Regions from separate parts of the Homo sapiens genome. Here region 2 is linked to region 1. The links are chromatin contacts, found by Hi-C or POLR2A ChIA-PET in ENCODE. All regions are on one chromosome and are shown on one strand. Each heading gives the region's core, a stretch centred on a gene start or an enhancer-like site at or near the end of the contact. The rest is flanking DNA. Distances are from core to core; before and after follow the strand shown.

What was found. A loop is a pair of places that touch in the nucleus more often than their neighbours do. ChIA-PET counts read pairs that join two places held with the same protein, here RNA polymerase II (POLR2A). Pooled maps may share reads with other maps.
Region 2: a loop to region 1 is called in a pooled map, with 5 times the contacts of the local background. The contact joins the promoter of ELOVL7 here to the enhancer-like site in region 1. A Hi-C loop is called at or near these places in 6 of 50 pooled maps. POLR2A ChIA-PET finds 5 or more read pairs at or near these places in 2 of 52 experiments (MCF 10A and activated CD4-positive, alpha-beta memory T cell).

What each region holds. Positions count from the first base shown.
Region 1 is chr5:61,406,799-61,410,735 of GRCh38, forward strand. All of the region lies in intron 1 of ZSWIM6 (zinc finger SWIM-type containing 6), which reads left to right. Among named protein-coding and RNA genes, the nearest start is that of ZSWIM6, 77 kb to the left of the region's middle. RefSeq lists an enhancer at 1,213-2,412 and a silencer at 1,838-2,228. Within about 2 kb of position 1,978, at least 21 of the 41 ENCODE cell types and tissues checked have a DNase peak (open chromatin) inside an H3K27ac peak, as active enhancers do.
Region 2 is chr5:60,842,313-60,846,644 of GRCh38, forward strand. It overlaps ELOVL7 (ELOVL fatty acid elongase 7), which reads right to left and starts at 1,957. Exons shown (of 9, transcript NM_024930.3): 1 at 1,848-1,957. RefSeq lists silencers at 1,629-1,688, 1,699-1,858, 1,879-2,178.

The DNA of each region.
Region 1 (3,937 bases), core at 728-3,227:
GCCTCCCGGGTTCAAGCGATTCTCCTGCCTCAGCCTCCTGAGTAGCTGGGATTACAGGTGCCTGCCACCATGCCTGCCTAATTTTTGTATTTTTAGTAGAGACGGTGTTTTGCCATGTTGGCCAGGCTGGTCTCGAACTCCTGACTTCAGGTGATCCACCCACCTCAGCCTCCCAAAGTGCTGGGATTACAGGCGTGAGCCATTGCACCCGGCCTCTCAGAAATCTTAAAAAGGATTTAGTTTCATTTAAAAATAACAAACACAGTTCCCCAAATCTGAAATTTAGTTATTGAAACTGGACCATGTTGTCCATGGAAAACATATCTTACTTTATACCAGATTTTAAAATTAACACTGGTGTAAGTGCAGCCTAAAATTCCTCTGAGCCCCACTTTTACATAAGAAAAATTATTGAATATGATAAAGGTAGCATTTCCAATCAGTGAGAAAAGATAGGTTATTCAATTTGTGTTGGGACTAGTGGATATATATCTAGGAAAAAAAGTACAGACTCTAAATATTGAAAGGTAAAACTGAAAACATAAAAATATTTGAAGAAATCACTGGAAAATTATTCTACAAACTGCATGGGGAATGACAGTCTGTGATAATAGTAACCAAGAACCATGAAAGAATAGATTGGTAACAATTCAGCTACATAAAAATCCCTAAATTTCTCTATGGCAGAAACCATGAAACAGATAAATTTACCAAACTGGAAAAAATTTTCACAAATCATGTCACAAAGAGCTAATTTTCTTAAAATATATAAAAAAGATCTTTCAAAGTGTCATACACAAAACACTGCTTTTCGAAAAACATAAGCTCCTACAAAGCAGTAAGAAAATGATGAACAAATAGAAAAATGGGCAAAGGTGATGATTTAACAGTTCACAGAGAAATACAAATGGCTTCTAAAATATATAAAAAGATGCCCAACTTCGTTCATAATATGAAAAATGTAAATTAAGACTACACTAAGATACAATTTTTCACAGATCTGTTTTCTAAAAATAAAATAAGCTTGAGAGAGAGCCTCTTATCTGAATTCTGGGACAGCCTGATTTGCATGAGGGAAATAGGCATCCTCCTGCACTGCTGGTGGGAGGGTAAAGGTACAGTCTCAGTGGAGGACAGTTTGCTGTTACCTCTCAGAATTACAAATGCATGTGTTTGTTTTGATGTAGCAATTTCCCATCTAGGAATTTATTCTTGAAAGACAGTCATACAAGATTTTCACACCAGCATTATTTGTAATAGCAAAAAGATGGGAAATTACCTAAATGCTCATATATAGGGGACTGCTAAATTGTGGAATTCCATGCAATTCTAAAAAAGAATAAGGAAGCAAAGTAGAGAACATTATGTATAGAGTTTACCATTTTAAAAAGGAGAAAATAGAATATATGTGTATTTCCTTATGTATCACTAAAATACTTCTGGGTGAATACAAGAGAAGTAACAATTTATCATGGGATGAGAACAGGGCAACTGAGGGACGAAGTTGGAGGGAGATTTTGTCACTGTGTACCCTTTTGTTTTGGACCATTTGAAGCTATTGTCTCTTGACAATAATTTCAAGAAGATAAATTATGAAGGAGGGGGTCTAAAAAAGCTTTAAAATACGTTGTTTTAATAAAATGTTTTAATTTCTTTGCTTGAAAATTAACATTGCTTTAAGGGGGAAACAGCAGTTTAGGGGGAGCAAGTGCATTTAATTAAATTGCCTCTTCAGCAGTATTAAAAATCAGTCAGTTGTAAATTGGTGAGGAATATATTAAAACCCTATGGGAGACCAAGTTCTGAAGTTTGCTTCGAAGTTCGACCAGGAAAAGAAGGGGTTAAAGGTGTGATGCAGGTAAAGGAAGGGTTAAGGGCATTATGCAAGCTGTTAAATAAAAAGGAAGTGCATTACAAAATGCTGAGCTCAGGAGTCTGGCTGCCAGCCAAACCTTTGCTTTCCTCACTACAGCTGAGGGCTTTCGAAGCTTCCCACCAGTGGGTTTGTCTGAACTGTTTAGGAATGCGGCCGCGGTCGCCAGCTGACGTCAGCGCCGCCGGTTCAGCCGCAGGCCAGAGTCAGAGACTGACAGCGCGAGGGGCGGGGTTGGGAGTCAGGATGGGGCGAGGCCTGCGTGTGACTGATGGCGCGGGGGCGGGGCGGCGTGTGTGTGACTGACCCGACCGCGCAGAGGCGGGGTGGCACAAGATTTGCGTTTCCTTGATGACTTCTAAATTATGATTATAGATTTTCTTTGTAATGAGGGGAAAGGTTTTTTTTTTTTTTTTTTTTTTTCCCGTTTTTGAAATCCAGGCCTCTGTATTGCTTCACTTTAGGTATTAAGTATAAGCACAAAATTAAATGTAACACATACCAAATTGTCCAACTTCAAAGGCCATTTTGTTTTTGTTTTTGTTTCTGAGAACGAGGGGGCCACAGTAAAAACTTTGGTGATTTTTACCAGTGGAGGGGCTAGGGAGGTGATTTTTGCTGTTTAAGGAGGTTCTCAAATTTACTTACCTGCAGTCCATTTTCATTTCAGAATTGCTACCAGAAAGAAATTGTAAAAGTTTTCAAGCATGATTTTGTAAAGCAAAAGATCAAAAAAGGAGAGAAATTATGTGGAAAATTGGCAAGATTAATTATATCTCTATTAAGACCACCTTTGCGCAAGATAGTTTTGGGTTATTACTGCTGATTTTCAGCCTTTAAAGAAAAATGTGGGTTCTTGGTAGCAACTTACAAGGATGGTGTTTAGAGCTATAGTTCCCCCTTCTCCACCATACCCTGTTTTCTTGATGGTTAATTTTACTTTTAAAAACATTTGTATTTCTTGACTATTTATTAATTAGATCATTTTGCTTAGTCATACCTAAGAGTTTTGTTAGTCTTCGGTTTCTTAGTTGTATGAGTCAGAGTCAGGAATGCAAATTTATTAGCTTTTTGTGGAGAGGGATATGTGGGATGGTGAGAGCTGCGGGTGGGTAAGCATGGAGTGCAATACCAGTTCATAGACAAGGATCTAAAAGGAGCCATTAAGCTCCATGGAAAACATTGTTACTTGATCAGGCCAGTAAAGGAAGACTATTTTGAGTAGCTACTGAAGTTATCTGATAGTTAATTTAATTGATTTGAGTAACTCTTTCAGGGACCCCAGATTTGTAAAAGTGGCACTGTTGTGACTTTTGATAAAGGGAGTTTTAGCCTTTCATGAGAGGAAGCCTTGGACTTATTTGTCCTTCATGTTGAGAAGCTTCCGTATGATCTTCATGGTTTCCTTAGGCACAATCACTGTGATTTCACCTATGTATAGCAGCCCAACTAAGGTGAAGTCAGCATATAGACCAGGAAGATACAAAACTACGAAAACTCAGGACCAGCCTTGGCAAAAGGCAACATGTGTAGCCCTAAATTACCCCGGTACTCTAGTGCTCAGCCCCACATTGACAATTGCACAGAATTTAAGTGTTCTGAGTTTGTGAATAGTATTGTAATAATGGATGTATTTCCTTTTTTTTTTTTTTTTTTTCAGACGGAGTCTCACTCTGTTGCCAGGCTGGAGTGCAGTGGTGCGATCTCGGCTCACTGCAACCTCTGACTCCCTGGTTCAGGCGATTCTCCTGCCTCAGCCTCCCGAGTAGCTGGGATTACAGGCACGTGCCACCATGCCTGGCTAATTTTTGTATTTTTAGTAGAGATGGGGTTTCACCATGTTGGCCAGGATGGTCTCGATCTCCTGACCTCGTGATCCACCCACCTTGGCCTCCCAGAGTGCTGGGATTACAGGCATGAGCCACCGTGCCCGGCGATTTATTTCCTTTTTAAACCATCTGACTAGATTCTAAAGACTGGTGTTTTTCACTTAGATACCTTTTTGTTGATAGTACACTTCATGCAGAATAATTTTAAGAGTACAGAGTTGTAAACTACTGTTAC
Region 2 (4,332 bases), core at 707-3,206, 560 kb before region 1:
CTTAATGGAAATGAGCATCTGGAGCTGTTTTGGGGAAAAGCCGGGCAAGTCCAAGCGGAATATTATAATGTGCACTGACAGACGTTACACTAAAACTGAAGAAGACATGGAAAGCACAGAATCTTAAGCCAGATAAATACAGGTGATAGATGAAGTAACAAAGTCCCAAAAATCTATTTTTCTTAAAAAAAAAAAAAGCGGGGGCAGGGGGAGGGTGTGGGGATCCTAAACTAGTATAAAGACACATAAGAAGGAAAAGAGGGACCTGAGATTGACAGCCTGGTCAACGATGCCTGAAACAGCACGGGACTTCAGAAAATAAGGACGAGCAAACGAACTCTAGGTGAGGCAGTGTAGGACAGTGGTTAACAGCTCCAGTGCTGGAGACAGAACCCCAGAGCTGGAATCTCCTACCGCTGAGATGGGTGTGGCCTTGGGCAAGTTACTTAACCTCTCCGTGCCTCAGTTACCTCATCATTAAAATGAGAATAATATTAATATCTACTTCCCAGGATCGTTGTGAAGATTAAAAGCTTTTACACAAGAACTGACATCAGTGCCTGGCACCTAAGCACTGATAAATGTCTGCCACGGGGTGAGGGGTGGATTTTATTTAGTTCTCGGTGACCTTGGGGAGACCAATTTCTGATCAGTAGTACGAAGAGAAACTACAAAGAAAGGGAATGAATAAGCGGGTGCGTGGTAAGAACGCAGAGGCAGCCACCAGGTATCGATGACCCTTTCGGAGCACGTAAGCAATAAAAGTGAGGAATGAAATAAAGGGTAATCCGAGAGCACAGGGTTAAGTGAACATGCTTTCCGAGGGGAGATCGTAGCAAGAGGGAAAAGACCACTGGCGAGGAACTCGGGTCGCTAAAACTGTTCTTCAGTCGACGCGGGACTAACTACACTGGGAGCAGGACAGGTGTAAAGACCCGCTCCTTCCCGTCCCGAGTTCCCCAGGGAGCTCCAAAGAGCGCTCTGTCCGCACCGGGTGAAGTTTGAAACAGCTCTGACTTGAAGGGGGAAAGCCCATTTCCCAACGAACCTGGGAAAGCCCATTTCCCAACGAACCTGGGAAAGCCCATTTCCCAAAGAACCAACGATACCTGGGACGACAAAACAACAGGCTTTCCTGTTTCCATCTCCGGCACGACCTGTTCCACGGCTCTGTATTCATCAGCCTCCTCCCGGCCAGCAGCAGCCACCAAGACAGGATGCGGCTCGGGGAGCCGAAGGGACAGCGCCCCAAGTTCATCTGGCCGCGGGAGCAAAAAAAGCGCCCAAAGGGGAAGGAAGGAAACAGAAAGAAAGGGGCTCCGGAATTTGGGGGGGTGGCTAGCGAGGCCAGACCCCGGAGCTGGGAAAATGACCTCCGCGTCCAAGGTCGAGCAGGTCCTTCTCCCTCCCAGTCCCGCCGGCGAGCACCTCTGCCCCTCCCGCTCCGCTCCGCAGGGCCAGCGCCGCGCGGGACCCCAGTCCAGGCTCCGCTCCGCAGCGCGCCCACCGGGCCCGACCTTCCCTTCGGGATGCTGCCGGGTGGGGGCTCCCGAGAAGGCGCAGGTGAGCGCCGCGGCCCCGCGCTCCGGCGAAAAGGGCCTCGGTCCTCCCCACGCGCAGGCAGCGGGGACAGAACTTCCCAAGCGCCTCCCGAGCCCAGGGAGGGCCTGGCCCCGCTCCCGGGGCCCCCGCACCCGGGTCCCACTTCTCGCGCGCCGCGCCCAAGTTCCTCCATCCGGCCACTCCCGACGCCGTTCCCCTCGGCTCTGCCTCCCTCCCCAGTCTCTTCTCCTCCGCGCGCCGGGAAAGTTTGGCCCCTGCCCGCCGGCCTGGAACCCCGCACTCACCGCACAGGGAGCGGAGCCGAAGCGCCGGGCGCGCGCGGGAGAGAGGGCGGCGACTGGCAGCGCGAGCGCGGAGCTCCTCACAGCGGCCCCCGCTGTCCCGGCCGCCGACTGGGTTGGAAAGGGGAGGAGGCCGCCGGGTGTCACCTGCCCGCTATCCCACCCAGCCGCGTGACGCGCGCAGCGCCGCCCCCTGCCCGCCGCCGCCAGGTGCCCGCCGAGGGCCGGAGGGAGGAGCCGGGGCGGCGCGAGGGGGAGCGGCCGGGAGGGCGGAGGCCGCCCCGGCCTCGCCTCCGCCGCGCGCCCTGACTCTCGGGACTGGGGCCCACCGGCCGCTCTGGGTTAGCGGGGCTGGTCGTGGCACCGATGACCTTTCTTTCCGAGAGCAGATGCCATCACTTGGGGGACATCTCCAGGCTGACATAGCAGAGTGGAAATTGTCGTCATGCGTGACTCATTTGGGAATGAGCAGTAGAAAAATCCGAAATGAGGAAAACCTAGCTGAGGCTGGAGGCGGAGAAAAAGGGGACTCCTTGCTTCTGAAAGGGTATTGGGAGGGTTAATTCGCATCTGAAATGGAAGCCAGACCAAGAGGAGAAGGCCCTGGGAGGGGAAGGCCGACTTGGTTCAGCTCCATCCCCTGCTTATAAGGAATAAGAAACTAGAGAATTGAGGCAGCCTGGGGGGCATGGGGAGAGGACTTTTAGAGCAATGAAGATTAGATTGTATATCATCTAACTTTGTTTCTGGTAACAGCAACTGCTGCAGGAAAAAAAGTCTAGAAAATTCATTTCTCGTTACCTACTGTTGGATTGGAAAGTGGGGGTGGGGATGAGCGTTCGGAGTGTGCACCTGCGCTTGGTTTATTTATTTTTTAAACGTACCTGGCCTTGTGTCTGGTAATGATCCTCCTAATCGCTGGTATGATTTGGATCATCAATAGCTGAAAGGCAAAATAGGGGCCTAGAGAAGTTCCCTGCTTCTGAGGCAAAACCAAAGGCTGGTGTTGAACTGTCCAGAAACCTAAAAAACAATAATCATTTTTAGTTGCAGTCCTGACCCAACCACCTCACAAATGTGGGCTTTGAGTTTGTATTGCGAGTTCTCAGCATGGAATCAAGAAACACAAAAAGGGGCTGGGAGCGTCAGGACCACCAGAGAGGATGGGTAGGGAGAAAAAAAAAATTGGGGTGTCGGAAGCATATTTTCCTCACATGTAGGGATTGCCTTCGGCAGCTTAATCCCACTACATTAAACAAGAGGTTTTAATGTTTTTATGTAAAACTTCGAAAGTGTCCATTGAAAGAAAAGCAAAAAAAAAAAAAAAAAAAAAAAAAAAAGCTTAAATTGCAAAGAATCTCGAAGTCAAAAAAACTAAAGATTTCTCCTTTCTTTTAGATAACTTTGCTTTCATATTAAAAACAGATCATTTAGTAGACTTAGGAAGTCTTTTGGGAACGGGAGACAATTGCCTAATGATACTAGCCTTTGAGTCTATCACAATTTACCATTTATATATACTTATGAAATTTCAAATATGCAGAAGCTCAAATGGATTCATTTATTTAACAAATACTGGAGTGCTGCTATGTTCCAGGCCCTGAAGTTTCAATAGATAACAAATTCCCCGTTCTCAGGGACTATACGTTCATTCTAGTTGGAGATGACAGACAATACATGAATAAAGAAGTAAAAAAAATGTAGTGTTCAGCCAGGCGCAGTGGCTCACGCTTGTAATCCCAGCACTTTGGGAGGCCGAGGCGGGCAGATCGTGAGGTCAGGAGTTCGAGACCAGACTGTGCAATACAGTGAAACGCCGTCTCTACTAAAAATACAAAAATTAGCCGAGTGTGGTGGTGCGTGCCTGTAGTCCCAACGACTTGGGAGGCTGAGGCAGGAGAGTCGCTTGAACCTGGGAGACAGAGGTTGCAGTGAGCAGAGATCTCGCCACTGCACTCCTCCAGCCTGGGCGACAGAGCTAGACTCTGTCTCAAAAAAAAAAAAGAGGAAAAAAAAGAAAAAAAATGTGATGTTCAGGGTTTGATAAGTGCTATGAAGAAAAATAAAGAAGGGAAGGGGATGGAGACTTTTGGAGGTGGGGAGTTGTGTTAAATGTTAAAGTGGTTAGGGAAGGCCCCAGTGGAAGCAGGCATTTCAGCCCAGATTTTGAACAGGTAAGGTGACACACCTGTGTGCCTATCCAGTAACAGCATTCCACTCAAAGGGAATGGCAAGGCTAAAAGCTCTGGGGGTGTGGTGTGGGATATTCCATTCATAGACCAGCAAAGGGGAGATGTCAGATGAATTTCAGTGAGTGAGGACAGTAAGAAATGAGGTCAAAGAGTTAAGGAAGCATTTTGAGTAAAAAACTGTCATACTTTGACATTTTCAAGAGTATTTTGGCAACTTTTTTGAGAATAGGGCATGGGGTATGGAGGCAGAGAAGAAGGACAGAAGTAAGACGATGATCAGGAGGCTCTTGGGAAAT